Linked DNA regions of Homo sapiens: all the other regions are linked to region 2. A link is an interaction called in ENCODE POLR2A ChIA-PET data of the cell type or tissue named here. Cell type or tissue: B cell. All regions are shown on one strand. Each heading gives the region's core, and the rest is flanking DNA. Links, peaks and the distances in the headings are about the cores only. Region 1 overlaps HSPA14 (heat shock protein family A (Hsp70) member 14). Region 2 has its middle 71 kb from the start of MIR1265. Region 3 overlaps FAM107B (family with sequence similarity 107 member B).

Region 1 (5,000 bases), core at 1-5,000, 360 kb after region 2:
AAAGCCATGAAACTGGACAGGTGTACCCATGGGGGAAGCAGAGCCACAATACAGAAGAGATCCCAGGATGGGATCTTGGGACATTTGCAAGCTAGAAGGGCATCTGGCACCGGACCAGCCAGTGAGAAGGAAGAGAACCAGGAAGGCAGGCAAAAACATATCCTTAAGGAAGGGAGAGAGCAGCTGCCCTGTGATGCCAGAGGTATAGTAGGGTGAGGCTTAACCTCCTTGAGGATTGACCCTTGGACTTGGCAATGTGGAATGGCTTGTCAGAGCAATTGTAGGGGAGCTGTGGAGATAAATGCCTTACTGGAGCAGGTTTAATATTGAATTGATGGTGAGGTGTTGGAGACAAGTATAGACAACTCTCAAGTTGTGTTACAAGGGCAATAGGAAAATGGGGTGGTTGAGGGTGCTGGGAGAAGATGTATCTGTAAGTGGGGAGACATTTCTCTAAGATGTGTCCCTTTTGTTTGAGACTCTGTCCAAAAACAAATGTAAGTTCTGATCATAGCAATCAAATATAAAACAAACAGAAGCCCAGGCTGGAATGCTGTGGCTCAATGTTACATCACTGCAACCCCTGTCTCCCAGGCTCAAGCGACCCTCCCGCCTCAGCCTCCTGAGTAGCTGGGACTACAGGTGTGTGCCTTTTTGTATTTTTTGTAGAGATGGGGTCTCTGTATGTTGTCTAGGCTGGTCTCAAACTCCTGGGCTCAAGCAGTCCACCCATCTCAGCCTCCCAAAGTGCTAGGATTACAGGCATGAGCCACTGTGCCTGGCCAGAACTTAAATATTTTTGTGAATGCTGGATTCCTTCTTTTGTTCCTTTTATTAGGGGAATACTGTGAGACTTTTACCAACAAACATTGGTTACTGGTAATTGGTTTGAAATAGATTTTATCAGCCAGGCTCGGTAGCTCACACCTGTAACCCCAGCACATTGGGAGGCCAAGGTGGGCAGATCACAAGGTCAAGAGATCTAGACCATCATGGCCAACATGGTGAAACACCGTCTCTACTAAAACTACACAAATTAGCTGGGCGTGATGGTGCGCGCCTGTAGTCCCAGCTACTTGGGAGGCTGAGGCAGGAGAACCGCTTGAACCCGGGAGGTGGAGGTTGCAGTGAGCCGAGATCACGCCATTGCACTCCAGCCTGGCAACAGAGTGAGACTCTGTCTCAAAAAAAAAAAAGAAATAGATTTTTTTTTTTTTTTTGAGACAGTCTAGCTGTGTCACCCAGGTTGGAGTGCAGTGGCACGATCTCGGCTCACTGTAAGCTCTGCCTGCCGTGTTCACGCCATTCTCCTGCCTCAGCCTCCCCAGTAGCTGGGACTAACAGGCGCCTGCCACCACACCCGGCTAATTTTTTTGTATTTTTAGTAGAGATGGGGTTTCACCGTGTTAGCCAGCATGGTCTCAATCTCCTGACCTCGTGATCCGCCTGCCTCGGCCTCCCAAAGTGCTGGGATGACAGGCGTGAGCCACAGCACCCAGCCCCAAGAAAATAGATTTTATCATATTGAGAAAGCTCTTTCTTTTCTTTTCTTTTTTTTTTTTTTTTGAGACGGAGTGTCGTTCTGTCGCCCAGGCTGGAGTGCAGTGACACGATCTCAGCTCACTGCAAGCTCCGCCTCCCAGGTTCACGCTATTCTCCTGCCTCAGCCTCCCGAGTAGCTGGGACGACAGGCGCCCGCCACCACGCCTGGCTAATTTTTTTGTATTTTTAGTAGAGACAGGGTTTCACTGTGTTATCCAGGATGGTCTCAATCTCCTGACCTTGTAATCCGCCCACCTCGGCCTCCCAAAGTATTGGGATTGCAGGCATGAGCCACTGTGCCTGGCCTTCTTTCTTTTCTTTTTTGACAGGTTCTCACTCTGTCATCTGTCATCCAGGCTGGAGTGTAGTGGCACAATCATGGCTCACTGCAGCCTCGAACTCCCAGGCTCAGGTGATCCTCCTACCTCAGCCTCCCAAGTAGCTGGGACCACAGGCACATGCCACCACACCCACCTGGATAATTTTTGTATTTTTTGTGAAGATGGAGTTTCACCATGTCGCCCAGGCTAGTCTTGAACTCCTAGGCTCAAGAGATCCGCCCACCTCAGCCTCCCAAAGTGCTGGGATTACAGGTGTGAGCCACTGCGCTTGGCCTTTTCTATTTTTAAAGGCGTTTTAATATGAAGTGGGTGTTGTATTTTTACATATGTATTTTTGGACACCAGTGAGATGATCTTATGACGTTGTTTTTATGTATCTTAAAGCTATATAATGAATTAATAATTTCCTAATATGGAACTATCATTGTATACCTGGGATATAACTTACTTGGTTATGAGGAGGTATTCTTTTTTTCTGCAATAATTTATAATTTTTATATTATTTATGCTAACTGAGCATGAAAGATTAGATGGACCATTTCAGACTTCTCTACCTGACCTATATCGTCTGAACAAACTGACCCCTTTTAACATAAACACTGAAAAGGGGAGCAGTCCTAGTTTTTGCTGGCATTGGTCTTAAAGGAGTGCCTTAGCTACTTGGCTCCAACTCATCCTCTCATCTCTGGATGAGGAGCTGTCAGTGGCCTCTTCAGGACCACTGATTATCAGTAGGTCCCAAGTCGTCTCTATGGGGAATCAGAGGCATATGATTATCAGGCATCATCTGAACAAGGTGTCTATCATAAACTGAGTGTAACAGTCCTGTCCCCTAACCCAGGCTTAGTCCTTTTCTAATGTTTCCTCTCCCCACCTCCCTTCTTCTTGTGTCCACAGAGCATGACTTGCTCTTAATAACCTCTTCTAAGGTTGTGACATTATAAGCAGAGGCAGCTGTGTCTGCTGCTTCTCCCCACCCTCCTCTTCTTTTTTGCCTTCTCTGCCTCTCTCACTCTTACCCTCTTTAACAACTCCTGAGATGCACTCAAAGAAATAGGGAGTTTAATCCATTTTGACTCAGGTGCTTGAACTCACTTAGAAGGCCTTAGAGATGAGACATCTCAGGAAGTAATTAAGGTTAATTGGAGTTACAGGGGTGGGCCCTGATCTGATAGAATTATTGTTGTCATGAGAAGAAAGCTGGCTCTTAACCACCCTCCCTCCCCCTCCCACCAAAATGTACCAAAAAAGAGGTTGTGTAAGGACACAGTGAGATGGTGGCCACCTACAAGCCACGAAAAGAGACCTCAGAATGGCCTGTGTTGCTGGCACCTTAATCTTGGATTTCCCAAAACAAAGTTGGCTGGGTATGGTGACACACCCCTGTAGTCCCAGCTACTCGGGAGACTGAAGCAGGAGGATCACTGGAGCATCGCTGGAGCCCAGGAATTTGAGGCTGCAGTGAGCTATGACTGTACCACTGCAACTCCAGCCCGGGTGACAGGGCAAGACTCTGTCTCCGGAAAAAAAAAAAAAAAAAGTCAATATTTTCCAAGGTTGGTTTTTTTTTTTTGGTTTTCTTTGTTTTTTTGCATAGCACCACTTACTTTTTTTTTTATTTTTATATATATTTTTATTATACTTTAAGTTCTAGGGTACATGTGCACAATGTGCAGGTTGGTTACATATGTACACATGTGCCATGTTGGTGTGCTCCACCCATTAACTCATCATTTACATTAGGCATATCTCCTAATGCTATCCCTCCCCCCTACCCCCACCCCACAACAGGCCCCGGTGTGTGATGTTCCCCTTCCTGTGTCCAAGTGTTCTCATTGTTCAGTTCCCACCTATGAGTGAGAACATGCGGTGTTTGGTTTTTTGTCCTTGCGATAGTTTGCTGAGAATGATGGTTTCCAGCTTCGTCCTACAAAGGACATGAACTCGTCATTTTTTATGGCTGCATAGTATTCCATGGTGTATATGTGCCACATTTTCTTAATCCAGTCTATCCTTATCAGACATTTGGGGTGGTTCCAAGTCTTTGCTGTTGTGAATAGTACCGCAATGAACATATGTGTGCATGTGTCTTTATGGCAGCATGACTTATAATCCTTTGGGTATATACCCAGTAATGGGATGGCTGGGTCAAATGGTATTTCTAGTTTAGATCCCTGAGGAATCGCCACACTGTCTTCCACAATGGTTGAACTAGTTTACAGTCCCACCAACAGTGTAAGTGTTCCTATTTCTCCACATCCTCTCTAGCACCTGTTGTTTCCTGACTTTTTAATGATCGCCATTCTAACTGGTGTGAGATGGTATCTCCTTGTGGTTTTGATTTGCATTTCTCTGATGGCCAGTGATGATGAGCATTTTTTCATGTGTCTTTTGGCTGCATAAATGTCTTCTTTTGAGAAGTGTCTGTTCATATCCTTCGCCCACTTGTTGATGGGGCTGTTTGTTTTTTTCTTGTAAATTTGTTTGAGTTCTTTGTAGATTGTGGATATTAGCCCTTTGTCAGATGAGTAGATTGCAAAAATTTTCTCCCATTCTGTAGGTTGCCTGTTCACTCTGATGGTAGTTTCTTTTGCTGTGCAGAAGCTCTTTAGTTTAATTAGATCCCATTTGTCAATTTTGGCTTTTGTTGCCATTGCTTTTGGTGTTTTAGACATGAAGTCCTTGCCCATGCCTATGTCCTGAATGGTATTGCCTAGGTTTTCTTCTAGGGTTTTTATGGTTTTAGGTCTAACATTTAAGTCTTTAATCCATCTTGAATTAATTTTTGTATAAGGTGTAAGGAAGAGATCCAGTTTCAGCTTTCTACCTATGGCTAGCCAAGTTTTCCCAGCACCATTTGTTAAATAGGGAATCCTTTCCCCATTTCTTGTTTTTGTCAGGTTTGTCAAAGATCAGATAGTTGTAGATGTGTGGTATTATTTCTGAGGGCTCTGTTCTGTTCCATTGGTCTGTATATCTGTTTTGGTACCAGTACCATGCTGTTTTGGTTACTGTAGCGTTATAGTATAGTTTGAAGTCAGGTACTCCAGCTTTGTTCGTTTGGCTTAGGATTGACTTGGCAACGTGGGCTCTTTTTTGGTTCCATATGAACTTTAC
Region 2 (8,701 bases), core at 1,615-6,614:
GACTTTTGGAAAAATTGACTTTCGGAAAAATTGACTTTTACAAGGCATACAGTCTAGCGAAAAGCAGAGTGGAATATAGATAAGTTCAAGTTATCTCCCTGCATGTTTTATGGGAGATAGATTATTGATTGTGTCTTATATTTTTGTTCAAGCCCCTTGTCAATCAAGTGCCCTATAGATTATCCTTTGAGAGAACACAATACTATTGATTCTCCTAGACCAAGCTTCAAACATTGGAATTTTGATAGAGATGGCATTGAATCTGTAGGTTGCTTTGGATAGTATGGCCATTTTAACAATATTAATTCTTCTAATCCATGAACAGGATATCTTTCCATTTATTTTCAATTTCTTTCTTTTTCAATTTCTTTCATCATTGTTTTATAAATTTCAGTGTACAAATCTTTCACCTCCTTGGTTAAATTTATTCCTAAGTATCTTCTCTTTTTTTGCAGCTATTGTAAATGGGATTATTCCCTTGATTTCTTTTTCAGATAGTTCACTGTTAGTGTATAGAAATGCTACTGTTGTGTGTTGATTTTGTATCACGCAGCTTTACCGAGTTTGTTTATTAGCTGTAACAGTTTTTTGGTAAAATCTGTAAGATTTTCTATATATAAGATCATTTTCTCACCAATGGTTATCTTACTTTTTATTTCTTCCCTTTGTCTAATAACTCTGGCAAAGACTTCCAATAATATGTTGCATATGGCAAGAAGTGGGCATCTTTGTCTTATTGCAGATCTTAGAGAAAAGGCTTTCAGTTTTTTACTGTTGCACAAAATGTTAGGTGTGAGCTTCTCATATATGGCCTTTATAATATTGAGGTACATTCCTTCTGCACCTAGTTTGGTAAGAGTTTTTCTTTCTTTCTTTCTTTTTCAAATTATTACTTCTTGCAAACAAGGCTACTCCATAGGCAACGTGCACAGAGTAGCTGGTACGCATCTTTTTTAATCATGAAAGAATGTTGAATTTTGTCAAATGCTTTTTTGTCATCCATTGAAATGGTCATATAATTTTTGTCTTTCCTTCTGTTAATTTGATGTATCACATTTATTGGTTTGTGTATGTTGAACCCCTTCTGCATGCCAAGGATAAATCCTACTTGATTATAGTGGACGATCCTTTTAATGTGGTGTTTAATTCCATTTGCTAACATTTTGTTGAGGATTTTTGCATCTATGTTAATCAAGAATAGTGGCCTGTAATTTTCTTTTCTTGTAATGTCTTTTTTTGGCTTTGATATCAAGGTAATACTGGCCTTGTAAAAAGATTTAAGAAGTGTTTCCTCCTCTTCAACTATCAGAAAGAGTTTAAGAATCAGTAATAGTTCTTTTTTAAATGTCCGATAAAATTCAGCAGTGAATCCATCAGGCCTTGAGTTTTTACTTTTTTTAAGAGATAGGGTCTCACTCTGTCACCCTGGCTGGAGTACAGTGGCACGATCATAGTTCACTGCAGCCTCAAACTCCTGAGCTCAAGTGTTTTTACTATCTCAGCCTCCCAAGTAACCAGGACAGCCACCAATTACCCTTAATGGGAAGGGGTCTCATTATGTTCCACAGGCTGGTGTTGAACTGGCCTCAGCCTCCCAAAGTGCTGGGATTACAGGTGTGAGCCACCATGCCCGACCCTGTGCTTTTCTTTGATGAGAGAGTTGTTTTTTTGTTTTTTGTTTTTTTCTTACTGATTCAAAGTCCTTACTCATTACTGGTCTCTTCAGACTGTCTACTTTTCTATGATTCAATCTTGATAGGTTAGATGTCTCTAGGAATTTATCCACTTCTTCTAGGTTATCCAATTAAAATTCCACTCTTTTTAATCTATCTTCTTTTTGGCTAAGAATAATTTTTAATCTATCTTCTTTTTGACTAAGAATAATTATTTTAGACCTCTTGATTTTTATCACTAGCTCTTTTCCTGGCTCACTTCAGTAGAATCACATATGAGAACAGGTAAAAAGCAACAGTCAGCTTGAGAGGCAGCTGCTGCCCAACATTCTATTGAAAAGAACACAAAGGTTCATTCTGTATACAGTAAATTTGTGCTCAAGCTCTTAATGTCTTTAAGACATTATCATGGTGGCGGCATAGAGGACAATAGTAGAATACAGTGATTAAAAGCATAAACTTTGATATTAGTCAAACTGGATTTGAGTCCTGGTTCTGCCATATATTGACCATGTGAACTCTGGGAAGTTCACTTATTGATTCAACAAATATGTGTTGAGTGCCTACTGTATGCCAAGCCCTAAATGGAGAATACTGCAGTGAACAAGGCAGATATTATACCCAACTTCGTAGCTCATATACATAAGAGAGACATTAAGTAATTACACAAGGATTAATTTACCTAATGTTGCAAAGAAGAAGTAAAACTGTGTTATGAGATTGATTTGACCTGCTCTGCACAGTTCAGAAAGCTTCCCTAAGGAAGTTGGGATCTAAGGGTCCAACATGAGTTAACTAAGCACAAAGGGGAGAATGAGAACTTTGAGGAAAGGCAGTTGGTAGGTGGGAAAGCCCTGGAGCAGAGAGGAGGCTGGTAAGTCTGGAACAAGGAGAACAAAGGCAGAGGTACAAGAGGAGTTGGCGATGCAAGCAGGGGCCAGAGCATGATGGGCCTGGAGGCCATGTTAAGGATTTTGGTCTTTGCCCTAAAATCAATGGGAAGTCTTCAAGCAAGGGAGGAACACAGTCAGATTTGCCTTTGCTAAAGATCATTTGGACTTCTTTGGAGAGCACAAAGCAGACTGAGGCAAAAGTGACAGGAGGACCCACCAGGAAGCTGCTGTTCTAAAATGGGTAGTGGGATTGCAGAGGAGTGGAGAAATTCACTGGATATTTACAAGGTAGAGTGGAAAGAACTCCATTGGATATGGAGGGTGAGGCTGGGTCAAAGATGACTCCCAAATTTCCAAATTACAGGACTGGATGGAAAGTGGTGCCATTTACGAAGACTGGGACTGTGGATGAGGGCGAAATTTTGGAGGAGAAGGCCTTCAGTTCAGTTACAGTAGTCTACCTTAATATGCGATTTCACTTTACATGGCTTGACTGTTACCCACAGTCAACCACGGTTCGAAAATATTCAATGGAAAATTCCAGAAATAAACAATTCATAAGTTTTTAATCACAGGGCATTCAGAATAGTGTGATGAAATCTCACCCCATCCCACCCAGGATGGGAATCTTCCCTTTGTCCAGGATATCCACGAGGTCTACACTACTGGTCCATTAGTCACTCAGTAGCCATCTTGGTTATCAGATGGAAGAAACATAATATATAAAGGGTTTGGTACTATCCATGGTTTCAGGCACCCAATGAGAGTCTTGGAATTTACCCCCAAGGAGAAGCAGGGACCACTGTACTTAACTTTGGTGACCTTCAGTTCCCTCTCCTCTATAGTAGAGATGACAACAGGGTTCCCCCCATAGGAATATGGTGAGAATTCCATTAGATCCCAAATGTTAAGCACTGAGCATGGTGCCTGGCACATGGAGAGCAGCAATGGCTGGAGACTAATGTTCTGCTCATCAGCCATTAGGTGCAGAGGCACCTGTTTTCACAGCTCCCTGCCCTTCTCTTTGTACCACTCACTACAGTTGTCATTTTACATGCATTTCTGTGATTCTTTGAATAATATTTGTCTCCTCACTCCATTTTAAGCTCCAAAAAGGCAGAGGCTGATATGATTTTGCTCAGCATTGTATTCCCAATGCTGGGCATTGTGATGAAAATGGATAAACACACAGCCTGAGCAGGAAACACACACTTCCCCAGAGCCCCATTCATTCCTGCAACCAGGTACCCGCAGCAGGTGCATGGGGACAGCCAGCCATTTCGTTGTTATTGACTACGCCACAGCAAACCACACAGGTCTTCAGATTTCAATGCTAGGACGCAAATCAAAACTCACCCATAGCCTAACCTCAAGCACCTCAGGAAGTTCTTTGGATATAAACGACAGGTGTTTCCTAGCAACACTGCAAGCAGTTGTGCATCGGGGAGGCAGCAGGCTTATTTGCTGTTCCCACTTCCTGCTCTCCCTCTCCCCAGTGTCCTATTACTGCTACTCACAAAAAACCTGGCTTTTCAAACTGTTCAGTCATATTTTTTTGAAGAACAGTCTGGGAAGCACAGAGGAAGATCAAGAAGAAATAAAATTTACATTTAATTTAAAACATCATTTGAACCATTAATTTCCACGGCTTCCCTCGGAGAACATTAATACGAACATCTATCTAACAATAAAACCATTTGATTTAGTGTGTGTATTTTCTTTTCTTAATTTGCTCCTATAGTTCTTATCTTCGAAGTATTCATGTGGCATTTTATTTCATGTCTTATTATTTATTACATCTTATGCAATGTCTCATCTCTGAACAAGATTATAAACACCTCCAGTGCTGGAACTAGCTCCTAGCGAGATATCTTGTCAACATATTCAGTAAGCACGTGTGCCTAATTGATCTGACCGCTTATCTCTGAGAAACACTGAAATCACTGAGGAAGGAAAAGGGAATGGAAAGAAAGAGAGCAAACTCCAGCAAGTTCCCCTAGAGAGCAAAGCACCAACTCACTGAATTAAAGCCACATTGCAGCAGCTAGAATATTCCCTTCATGCATGTGACTTTGCACAGTGAATTTTTCTTCGTTGAGCTTATAGGCTGGCTATCAGCTCTAATGGAGGATCCTCCAAACCCTGATTCTGGTTCACAGCCTGTTGTGTAAGGTATTTCCCTCCTGGGTGGCATTTTTTTTTTTCTTTTTTGAGACAGAGTCCTGCTCTGTCACCAAGGCTGGAGTGCAGTAGCGCAATCTCAGCTCACTGCAATCTCTGCCGCCCAGGTTCAAGCGATTCTCCTGCCTCAGCCTCCAGAAGTAGCTGGGATTACAGGCACGCACCATCACACCCTGCTAATTTTTGTATTTTTAGCAGAGATGGGGTTTCCCCATGTTGGCCAGGCTGGTCTTGAACTCCTGACCTCAAGTGTTCTGCCCGCCTCAGCCTCCCAAAGTGCTGGGATTACAGGCGTTGAGTCACTGTGCCCAGCCTCACAGTAAATGTTTTTAATCATGCTACTTTCACTGTTTGTTGGCACCTGGCTAACACAGGTGCCATTATTTCCTGGAACCTCTTAAATGAGTAAATAACCACGGACAACCAACCAAGGAGGTCCCCATGAGATTGCACCTCAAGCTTCAACCATGAAGTCACAGCAGGGAAGGCTGCAGCCTCTACTCTCTGCTGCTAATTCTACCCTTAGCCAGCCTCTGTGACGGCTTCTATTAGGCCTCATAAATTAAATCCAAAGAGTCAGCATTTCTCCAGGGCTTGGCTAGCTCCTTTCCTAAGCGTCTATCTCAAGTATTCAACCAGAAGGAGCGGAAAGAGTAATAAATCGACTCTTAGTAATACGATGAAGGCCCCACCTGGTATCAAGGGAGAAGGGAAAGAGAATTCCATCGTCATCCAAGAAAGAACATCTGCCAAGAAGACCTTGACTGGCCAAGCTGGAGCTCTCCCAGGGCCCTGCGCGCACCGAGTAGCAGTATTTCATTACAGAGCTCCCGATTCCTCACTTCCAAGTCGCTTAGACCCCGGCCAATGAAAACAATAGGAGGAAAACCAGAGGGCTGTAACCGCAGTCACTGGAGTCCCAGGAGCAGCGGAAAACTCTAAAGGGCAATGCTGTTTTCATGGCGAAACCTACACCCCTCGGGTCACTTACGAGGAGCCCCAGCTCAGGTCTTTGTTCCACCCTTACGGGGTTGGCAAAAGCTCGAAACATTTCTCAGTGCCGCTCTGGAGTCAGAGCTTCTATTTTTTCGCTAGATCTTTTTTCCCTTCGATGATTTCAACTATAGGTCTGCATGTTTGGGGAACATTGAAACCGCTCTTGTATTCTTTCATGGGGTGTTCACTGTACACGTCAATAATTATGAAATTAACAGTGTTTAGAATTTAAGGGATAGTTTTGTATTAAGCAGACTTAGTTTCTAAGCTTTGCTTTTATGCCGTTTTAAACACTCGTGATTCAGGGACTCATTCTGATTGTATACAATTTTAAATACATACTGATATTGGTCAGGCGCGGTGGCTTACACCTGTAATCCCAGCACTTTGGGAGGCTGAGGAGGGTGAATTGCTTGAGCCCAGGAGTTTGAGACCAGCCTGGGCAAGATAGTCAGAGACCGTCTCCACAAAAAATAGAAAAATTAGCCAGGTGTGGTGGCGAGTGCCTGTAGTGCCAGCTACACGGGAAGCTGAGGTAGGAGAATCACCTGAGCCTGGGAGGTTGAGGCTGCAGCGGGCTGTGATCAACTCATTGCCTGGGCGACAGTGAGACCCTGTCTTGGGAAAAAAAAAAGATCACAAATATGCAGATTACATACAGAAGCCACTCTATTTCTGGCCTTAAATTCCTTCCCTCCCCTAGAAGTAGCCACTGTTAATATGTTGGGTAAACTTCCAGTCCTATTTGCAAGCATTTGTATAGATGTATGGATATGAATACTTAAAATTTTTTTCATATAAATGAGATCATATGTCTATTGTTCCACAGCTTGCTTTTTGTTGTTGATAATAAAAATTTTATTTCAGGTCAATCCAAACAGAAAAACAAAAAGGTCTGTCCATAAATGTTTTCAGGTTTCTTCAGGGAGAAAAATGAAAGTGTGTTCTAAGAGAAATATCATTTTCTCTTTCAGTTTATAGGCTATTTGGGTCAATACTTATTTTCAGGAATTTTAGTTTATAATTTTTTTATTTTTAATTATTTTGGATACAAAATAGTTGTACATATTCATGGGGTATAGCTTCAAAGCCTTATTTATGTATATGTATAATAATATATTTTGTTCTTTTAAAAGCTGCATTATAGTCCATAAAGAGAATGGGAATGTACTAGACTTAATCTAGCAAACTACTACTAGATAAGCAGGGTGCTTGCAAGATAAATTATGATAAATGCTGTAAATATTTCTTTTTTTCTTTTTTAGAGACAAAAAATGTTTGCCCAACAAATGTTTGCTCTATGATGCCCAGGCTCGTCTGGAACTCCTGGGCTCAAGTGATCCTCCCACCCTGGCCTTCAGAGTAGCTATGACTACAGGTGCACACCACCACACCTGGCCACACATGTCTTTGAAGAACAATCTCTATGCACATAAGTATTTCTTAAGGTCACATTCCTAGAAATGCAATTGGCGTGTCAAAAGATATGTGCACTTTTTTAAGTTTTATTGTTTCACAGTTTATCCATGTTGTAGCATTTATTGGTACTTTGTTCCTTTTTATGGCTGAAGAATATTCTACTGTGTGGCCATACCACATTTGCTTGTCCATTTATCAATTCTTGGACCTTTGGGGTTCTTCCACACTTTATTATGAATAATCTTGCTATAAACATTTGTGCGCAAGACTCTGTGTGTGGTTGTATGTTTTCATTTCTCTTGGGTAAATACTTAGGAGCGGAATTGCTGGGTCATATGATAAATCTGTTTAACTCCTTAAGAAACTGTCAAACTTTTCCAAAGTACCTATGCCATTACATTTTCACCAGCAATAAAACAAGGGATTCAAGTTTTCCACATCCTAGTCAACACTTGTATTTGTATATCGTTTTTGTTATATCCATTCTAGAGCATGTGAAAATATGTTTTTAAATTGGCTTTACTAATTTGCACTTCCCCTGATGTTGTATATATAATACATGCTTCTCTACATCCTCACCAACCATAGCTATTATCAGTCTTTTAAATATTTGCCTTGTGAATATTTGTATAAAGTTACTTCGTTGTTGGTTTAGTTTGCATTTTCCTGATAGTAGTGAGTGAGCATCTCTTCATATGTTGATCGACAATTTGTATTCCATCTTCTGTGAATTACCTGTTCATATATATATATATTTTTACTGGATTAACATTTACAGACATTCTGTATGTAATCCAGGTATTGCTGTATATGTAATATGCCTTAGTCTGTGACACTTAACCTTTCTTACATCTTTCTTGTACAAAAGCATTTAATTTTCACTAGTTAAATCTGTCAGTTTTCTTCATTATAGATTTTGGGCTAAATGTTATGCTTAGGAAAGCCTCCTCCAACACTAGGATTATAGAAATATTCCCTTATAATTTCTTCTAATAATTCTACAGTTTTATTTTTATGCTGAACACTAATAAACTTGGAAATGATTCTTATGTAGAGGAATATATATTTGTTTCGTTCCAGTTGCCCCAAAACTTTTCACTGAATTGTTTACCCTTTCCTAACTGATCTGAAATAAAATCCCACCTCAATCATTGTAAATTTTGACACGCAAGTCAGTCATTTTCTGGACTTTTTATGCCACTCCATTGAACAATTTGTCTTCTCTGAGACAATATTGGGCCAGTTAAATTACTGTTGCTTGAAGGTGTGTTTCGGTATCTGGTCTGGTAAATTCCCTTTCATAACTCTTATCTGTAAAGAAAATATCGCAACTAATCTTTCTAAGTGTAATGGAAATATTTCTGGTTTAATAAGATCTCATAAGAAAAATAAGGTAGAACCACATAAAGGGTTGAAATGGAAAAACAAGGATGAGTTCACATTCTTTAGCTCTGTCATTACTACAGGTGCAAGGACACTTTTGTCCACTAGCAACTCTCTTGTGCACCTCTAGTGCCAGATCATCTCTGTTTCTACTCT
Region 3 (8,701 bases), core at 2,021-7,020, 160 kb after region 2:
GTAAGTGAAGGATCCGTAGTTTCTGTATGTCACCTACAAACCTGAGTCTTTGTGCTAAAATTGTTCAAATATTCAATTGAATCTTATTCAATACCAATGCTTTTGTATATTGCATGTGGTATATGTGCATGGTGCTTGGCTTATTCTGAGAGCCATTTGGTGGAATAAGAAGAGAGTAAATGAAGCCTCATTCTAGAACTTTCTTTCTAAAGTAAAAAGGCAGAGCAACCCATAGAAGGCTCTAGAAAAGGAACACATACCATGGAAAGGAAAAAGGAAAGAGATGCTACCCAGGTCATGAGGTTTGGATTTGTGTCCTTCCCCAAACCTCATGTCAAATTGTAACCCCCAATGTTGGAGGAGGGGCCTGGCAGGAGGTGACTGGATCATGTGAGTGGATTTTCCCCTGTTCTTGTGATAGTGAGCTCTCACTAGATCTGGTTGTTTAAAAGTATGTAGCACCTTCCACTTCGCCCTCTTCCTCCTTCTCCAGCCATGTAGGACCTGCCTACTTCCCCTTCACCTTCTGCCACAACTGTAAGTTTCCCAAGGCCTCCCCAGCCACGCTTCCTGTACAGCCTGCAGAACTGTGTTCCAATTAAACCTCTTTTCTTTATAAATTATCCCGTCTCAGGTAGTTCTTTACAGCAATGCAAGAACGGACTAATTTACCAGAAAAGTGTGATGGTTGATTCTCTGTGTCAAATTGACTGCGCTAAGGGGTGCCCAGATTAAACATTATTTCTGGATGTGTCCAAGACAGTGTGTCCAGATGAGTTGAACATCTAAATCAGTAAACTCAGTGAAGCTGATCACCCTCCCCAGTGTAGGTGGCCATTACCCAATCTGTGGAGGGTCTGAATAGAACAAAAGGGGAAAGGGGGAGGAATTCTCTCCTTCTTCTTTCTGTGTGACTGATTGAGCTGGGACATCAGTCTTCCCTGCCCTTGTTCCAGAACTGACACCATTGGCTCTCCTGGTTCTCAGGCCTTTGGACTTGGACTAGAATTTCACCACTGGGGCTCTTGGATCTCGAGTCTGTAGAGGGCAGATCGTGGGATTTTTCAGCCTCCAAAATCATGTGAGCCAATTCCTCATAATAAATCTCCTTCTATATCTATGTCCCAGTGGTTCTGTTTCTCTGGAGAACTCTGACTAGTTCAGGAAGAGAATGATTTTGGTTTGGCAGCTGCTGAGAAATGAGGCATAAGCCCAGGTGAGAACAGGTAAACCAGTGACTATCCCTGTCCTCAGCAACTTCGAATAACTGGCTCACCCTCAGAGAGTCACATAGTGAGGCTTCAATTTGTGCCTTCTCGCTGACATGCAGTTCTCTCTGTCTGTGGCATTGTGGCCTTTCCCTTGTCACTATTAGTAAAGGATCTTTGTTTTAGTCTCTATTATCAGAACAGCATCCTGACCACATCATAGGAACTCTTAAGTATGGAAAATTTTCCTCTGCAGAGTCTCCACCCAATGTATCACCATTACCTCATTCTTCCTTCTCCCTATGTGGAGTTATAAACATAGCCCAGGTTCAGTTTTTTACATGTTCTTTATTTTTGCATTGAATATTATATAGAAGGGATTGCAACGCATCTTTAAAATGGCACCTTGCAATAAAGAACCTCACCTCACTTTTAAATAGACATAATCCCTGCTTTTGGGGAGCACACAGTCGAACGGAGTCTTCATTGACTGCTCCCATCATTCAGGGCCTTCTATGCTCAGGTGGAGAAAGTGACCAACCACGCTGTGTAACTGCTGCTGGAGGCAATTCTCCCTTCATCTGACCTCTGACCTGTCTTTTTTTTTTTTTTTGGAGACAGGGTCTCGCTCTCTCACCCAGGCTGGAGTGCAGTGGCACAATCATGGCTCATTGCAGCTTCGACCACCTGGGCTCAAGTGATCCTCCCATATCAGCCTCCCCAGTAGCTGGGACCACAGGCATGCACCACCATGCCCAGCTAATTTTTTAATTTTTTTGTAGAGACTGGGTCTCACCATGATGCCCAGGTTGATCTCTGTCCTTCTTTACCTGTTTGTTGATGTTTAAAATCCCTTTCATAACCAACACATCTTCTCATTTCATAAGTAGATCTGAGGCTTAACATACCAATAGGCTGAGAGAGGTGACACAGTGCACCAATGTGTATGTGCCTGAGTGCATGCCCTTCTGATGATAGAGAAACTGGGAAGCGAAGGTGTAGAGGAGGGAACCCCACTGTGATGGTTAATATTGAGTGTCAACTTGATTGGATTGAAGGATGCAAAGTATTGTTTCTGGGTGTGTTGGTGAGGGGGTTGCCAACGGAGATTAACGTTTGAGTCAGTGGATTAGGAGAGGCAGACCCACCCTCAATCTGGGTGGGTACCATCTAGTCAGCTGCCAGCATGGCTAGAATAAAAGCAGGAAGAAGAAAGAGGAAAGAGTAGACTTGCTGAGTCTTCCGGTCTTCATCTTTCCCCCATGCTGGATGCTTCCTGCCCTTGAACATTAGACTCAAAGTTCTTCAGCTTTTGGACTCTTGGCCTTACACCAGTGGTTTGCCAGGGGCTCCCAGGCCTTCGGCCACAGACTGAAGGCTGCACTGTCGGCTTCCCTACTTTTGAGATTTTGGGTTTGGACTGGCTTCCTTGTTCCTCAGCTTGCAGAAGGTCTATTGTGGGACCTCACCTTGTGATCATGTGAGTCTATACTCCTCAATAAATTCCCCTTCATATATGCATCTATTCTATTAGTTCTGTCCCTCTAGAGAACTCGACTAATACACTCACTGAGGAGGCTTGGAACATAGAAAGTGCAGGTGTGAAAAGAAGGTAAACTTCGTCTCCCCCATCCAAGTACTAACCAGGCCCAACCCTGCTTAGCTTCCGAGATCTGATGAGATTGGGTGCGTTCAGGGTGGTATGGTCGTAGACGGTAAACTTCATCTCCCTGCAGAATCTGCCCAGCACTTCTCTTGCTGAAATGGGGTACCCATTGACAGCAAACCACAATGCATCACATTAAAAGGAAGTTCTTATAAATGGGCTAATGTATCCATGAAGCTAGTATATCCACAAAGTGACAAGGAAATGCTACCTGATTCCGGGAAAGGCACTAAGGTTCCATCTTTCAATCACCTACTAAGAAAGGCCTCCAATGTATACAGACACAATTATCTGAGGGCAGAAGACAGTAACAATGGTGGTAAGGACAGAGCACACTCCTAACTCGTCTGTCATTATCACGTGGGTGGCTCCTACGAATATGAATACAAATTATAGAACTCAGGATGAAGTGTCAGATGCCCAAGAATTAGATCATCAGCCAAAAAAAAAAAAAAAAAAAAAAAAAATGGGCTGAACTCCAAGCAAGTATCACTTGGAATCCAATTTACAGTATTTGGGTTTTGCTTTATAAACACCCTGGCTGACGTGTCTCCCTTCACAAATGAATTTCATCTCTGTCCTTCAAGGCCCAGCTCTTATGGTGCATTCTCTTGAAAAACTTCCTGGATTCCTCCAGCTGGGTTTCTTTCACCTCCTTAGTGCTCCCTGGCCCCCTACTTATGTCTCTGTTTCAGCACATGCTGTATTCTACCTTTTCTCCTAGCTCTCTGTGTTCATGTTTTAAAGGCTCTATTTGACTGAAGCTCTGTGAAGGCAAGACTTCCATAGTATCCTGCTTTCTCTAAAACTTACATTTTACTATTTAAAGGCTACCATTTCTCTATAACTCACATTTTATTTGTCTAATGGCTGTATTTCTCACTTTCCATACATTCCATGAGGGATGGAGTCAAGTCTGTCGTATTTACCACTCTAAATACAGTCATGTGCCATGTAACAATGTTTTGGTTAACAGCAAACCACATATACAACAGTGGACCCATAAGAGTATACTACTGTATTTTTTACTGTACCTCTTTTATGGTGAGATATGTTTAGATACACAAATACTTACCACTGTGTTATAATTGCCTACAATATCCAGTGTAATAACATGCCATACAGGTTTGTAGCCTAGAAGCAATAGGCTACATCATATAGCCTCAGTGTGTAGTAGGTTATACCATCTAGGTTTGTGTAAGTGCCCTCTATGATGTTCACACAATGACAAAATTGCCTAGTGACACATTTCTCAGAATGTATCCTCCTCCTCATTCTCAGATTCTTCACTATATAGCATAATTCCTATTACAATATCTAGCACATAGTAGACATTCAGTAAAAGTTTTTTGAATGAATATAGTATATGTTCATACTTTTCAAATAATTTAGCAGACACAACTTACACCTAACAGGATTTTAAAGAATGGTTAATCAATATGGGAGATCTGGATAGAATGAACTACAACTAGAAACACAAGTACACCCAAAGCAAGATGCAATGCAAAGACACACATTTAGGAATAAATCCTGAATAAAGAAGAGGAGCTCTATAGCAAGCCCCAAAGTCTGCGGACCCAAGCATTTTTAAGAAATAATGAGAAACTGCATTTTCTGCTTGAAATTTCCAGTTAGACAACAGCATTTTTAGGTGTTTTTGAAGAAGGGAAAGTAATAAGCCTTTTATTGTGTCAATAATGTAAAACCATACCTGCTGATCACAGATAAATTGGGATTCTAAATGTCTACCTACACTTCATTTGCTCTTTTCTGCAGATTTATTTTGAGGGAGGTGTCCAACTCCAAATGCATTTATTGAGGGAAATCTTTACCACTTTGCTGAATCTCTAGTAACACATACTGAGGGCCTAAGGAGCTGGGAACCCTAGCAGAATTTTTCAGAATGGGATGTCTAATTTCTCACCCTGAGGTGTCATAAAAGAACTCAGTAAAGTCATCTCATTTCTTAGCAAGTCTTTAGTGAGTAATGATGTCCTCCCAACGTGTGTGAACAAATGTTCTCAGAACATAGTGGGCACTATGCCAAGAGAGCAAATAAAAGCATTTATAACAGCAGCTGGGAAATTCAAAGCCTTTGAGTTGGCTGAATTTGCATTGATGCAGCAATGACCATCCTCCCAGCCTTCTTCTCTGGCTGAGAAATGAAAGATCAAGGGTAAATGTGCAAAAGTGGTACTCAGAGTCATTTTCAAAGGTATGATATGTAAGCTCCACCACTGCCCCTACTATGCCCCTATTATGAAAGTAGGCTTTCAAACTCCAATCTTCATTACAAGTATCATCAACCCCAAGGGGCCTTGTTTGATCCTGCTTCCCAGTGCAAATTGAATTGCTCCTTCCTCAGTGTTCCCAGCAGAACTTTGATTATATAGATATCTTCACATGATTTCTCATATTGCGAACATAATTTGTTGTCTTGAGGGCAAGTGCCATGTCATATTTTTTTTCATATCGCAGAAATCTAAAATAGCATAGTGTTGGCCTATGTCAAACCTACCCCACCTGTACCCCCACTACAGACAGTAAGAGAGTGTCTTGCCCATAATGGACATGAGGGAGTCACTTAACAAAAATTTACTGAATTACTACTATGTATCAGGCACTGTCCAAGGTGCTAGGGATGCCATTAAACAAGACTGGTAATGTCCCTGCTCTCTAAGAGACAATATTGTAATAAACCACAGATTAACAGAAAGATTATTTTGGATTGTGTATTAGGCCATTCTCATGCTGCTATACAGAACTGCAAGAGACTGGGTAATTTAAAAAGGAAAGAGGTTTAATTGACTCACAGTTCTGCAGGGCTAGGGAGGACTCGGGAAACTTACAATCATGGCGGAAGCAGAAGGAAGCATGTCCTTCTTCACATGACAGTAGCAAGGAGAAGTGCAGAGTGAAGTGGGAACAGCCCCTTATAAAACCATCAGATCTCATGAGAACTCACTCACTATCATGAGAACAGCATGAGGGTAACTGCCCCCATGATTAAATTACCTCCTACTGCGTCCCTCCCACAACACATGGGGATTATGGGAACTGCAATCCAAGGTGAGATTTGGGTGGGGACACAGAGCCAAACCATAACAGATTGGAATGAGAATCATGAAAAAAAAATGTGTAATGGGATGAAGAGTGATTTGGAAGAATGCCAAGATGGTTGGGAACGTTTTCTCTGGGACAGGACATTTGAACTGAGCCATCTGTACAAGGATCTGCAAGGGGACAGTGTCTCAGGAAGAGGCACTAAATTAAAGCAATGTTGGTAATTGATGGGGGTACAGGGAACTTGGGAGGAGATGGGAGGAGATAGTATAGAGGGAAAGGGTGGAGCTGATTAATTGCTCATTGTGTCTCCTTCATCTATACCAGAGTAGGGTGCTACTTTTCCTCCCACTTTGCATACTCTTTTCATTACCACTTCCAATTTCTTAATTCTTCTCCCTAATTTCCATTAAAGTACAAGAACATGAGCCTTTGCCAGCAGCAAACACGTCTGGAGCCATCTTCTAACACCGAATCACATAAAACACCAAACTAAAACTAAAAGCCATTGGTAAATAGAGGCTGAGAGTATTAAGATTTAGCTTTCATTATTATTAGGCCCATTCAACTAATGTTTATTTTATGACGATTACATCTCATTATCATTACAGATCACAGTCATAAACTAAGTTATAAATTCACTCGTCATTTATTTCTTTCCTCATTAACTCATAGGGCGTCCTATTGTGGCATAAATCACTTTAGCGAAGCTGCATACTTGACCATACACAAACATAAAAAAAACCCCAGCAAACTTATCTAAATAATGTTTTCCAAGATAATCATAAATATTTCAGTAAATAATGATACTTCTTAGTTTAGCGTTACTGAATTTGAAATTTTTTCATCATTATCATCATCTACTTCTTTGCAAGTGTTTGTTCATCAAGAACTGTAATCAATAAAAGAAAGAAGACAAAGAACAGAACGAGCTATTTTCTGCATCACAACCAGATTGTCCAGATGTCGTGCCTGGAATATATCACACGTGACATTTCTAGTCATGTTTCCAATCATTTGGAACATACAGGTTTTCCTTTGCAATCTGAAAAGCCTTAGGATGCTCCAAGCACTTCTGTCAGCAACAGCAGCCTGGAAAAGGAATCACACAGAATGTACTCTACCTGATGTCATTTTCTGCTCCAGCTCGAGGCATTTAGGTTCTTCTCGAAATTCTTCTTCCTAAGCGCCAGCCCCATAAACCAGAAAAGCAGGGAGAAAGTAAAAATATGCATTAATGTAAGGCAATACTTTTTGCAAGCCTACTAATTAATATGAGATCAAGACTTGAAAAACTTAAACCACACCTTAAAGAACTGAGGTTTTGGACAAGCTACTACAAATCAACAATAAATGCCAAGTAGAGTAGAGTAACTACAGGGGCGTTGGGTGACACAACTCCAGGGTGCTATTCACATGGTAGTGTCTATGCATGTTGTCCCTGGAGTGGTGCAACCCAGGGGCCCCCTGTGACTAATATATTTGAAGGCACCCGTGACTTAGAAATGATGGTGACGGGGTTTTTTTTGTTTTTTGTTTTTTGGGTTTTTTTTGGTGGAGTCTCACTCTGTCACCAAGCTGGAGTGCAGTGGCACAATCTCGGCTTACTGCAACCTCCAACTCCCTGGTTCAAGTGATTCTTCTGCCTCAGCCTCCTAAGTAGCTAGGATTACAGGCATGCACCACCAGGCCTGGCTGATTTTTTTTGTATTTTTAGTAGAGACGGGGTTTCACCATGTTGGCCAGCATGGTCTCGATCTCCTGACCTCATGATCTGCCTGCCTTGGCCTCCCAAAGTGCTGGGGTTCCAGGAGTGAGCCACCACACCAGGCCAGGTTTTTCATAAAATAGAAATGCCACCAGCATGGTTGAACAAGGAGAATTATGTTTTGTTTTTCATCACTCAAGGAACTGATTTCATGTACTTTCGAAAGTTCCATCATTATTCACAGTTATATTTTTATCTCTAAGAAGGTAGGTGTACACATTCTTGTCTGAGTCCTGGTATGATATTCTTTAATGACAATGGTTGTCACTGCCGTGACACTGATAAAAGTAGACCCCATTAGAAATGAGGGAGATAAATTAAGAGGAATATCTAAATGATCCTTTTCTAATTTTGCCTGCAAGATGACTTTACGCCAATTAATTTATTTGTTTTTCCCTTCATTAAACAAATATTTGATGAGTGTCTGCTACGGGCTATTTCTGTGGGATCTTAACCTTTAGGCAGGATACCTTCTAACATCCCTTGAATTATACTGCAGGAAGTTACCTACTCAGCTTCCTTCCTAGCCTGGCAGGAAGGCTACTGTGCTTACTTTGTTCTTTCTAAGAATTTAGCCCAATAGAAGATATGCTAGACCATAATAAAGTATATGGGTGTAGGGTTCCATAAATAAAAACTGGGGCTATTCTATAACCAGAGTGAAAAAATTGAATTCAAAAACTGGTATTATTCATTATAGGAATACTGTCTCAAATTTGCCCTGAGTTTGCCAGTTCTTGGTAATATCTCACCTGGATTAGAACCCACCAGACTCTAGAGCTCAGGTAGTAAGATAAAGAAAGGTCCAGGCCAGTTGTGGTGGCTGACACCTGTAATCCTAGCACTTTGGGAGGCCGAGGCGGGTGGATTGCCTGAGCCCAGGAGTTCAACACCAGCCTGGGCCATATGGTGAAACCCCATCTCTACAAAAAATACAAAAAAATTAGCTGGGTGTGGTTTTGCCTGCCTGTAAATCCAGCTACTCGGGAGGCTGCG

What was found. ChIA-PET counts read pairs that join two places held together with the same protein. Peaks named below come from ENCODE experiments on the same cell type or tissue, not always from the same donor. Only the 100,000 strongest peaks of a DNase experiment are listed, where the experiment ranks them.
Region 1: POLR2A ChIA-PET joins it to region 2 with 6 read pairs; 4 of 35 experiments call an interaction of 5 or more read pairs at or near these places.
Region 3: POLR2A ChIA-PET joins it to region 2 with 7 read pairs; 2 of 35 experiments call an interaction of 5 or more read pairs at or near these places.

Annotation. Positions count from the first base shown.
Region 1 is chr10:14,860,827-14,865,826 of GRCh38, forward strand. The region is part of intron 10 of HSPA14 (heat shock protein family A (Hsp70) member 14); the gene reads left to right. It also overlaps a transcript of SUV39H2-DT not described here. Among named protein-coding and RNA genes, the nearest start is that of SUV39H2-DT, 15 kb to the right of the region's middle. In B cell, for the core only: no CTCF peak of the experiment used is centred there; no DNase peak of the experiment used is centred there.
Region 2 is chr10:14,503,442-14,512,142 of GRCh38, forward strand. No RefSeq gene overlaps it. Among named protein-coding and RNA genes, the nearest start is that of MIR1265, 71 kb to the left of the region's middle. RefSeq lists enhancers at 3,214-4,485, 3,731-3,790. In B cell, for the core only: no CTCF peak of the experiment used is centred there; a DNase peak (open chromatin) is centred at 3,840.
Region 3 is chr10:14,660,573-14,669,273 of GRCh38, forward strand. FAM107B (family with sequence similarity 107 member B) reads right to left here. Exons shown (of 5, transcript NM_031453.4): 2 at 7,062-7,119. It overlaps LOC105376429 (a long non-coding RNA gene), which reads left to right. Exons shown (of 5, transcript XR_930691.4): 5 at 1-9. It also overlaps the pseudogene RNA5SP302. Among named protein-coding and RNA genes, the nearest start is that of FAM107B, 110 kb to the right of the region's middle. In B cell, for the core only: no CTCF peak of the experiment used is centred there; no DNase peak of the experiment used is centred there.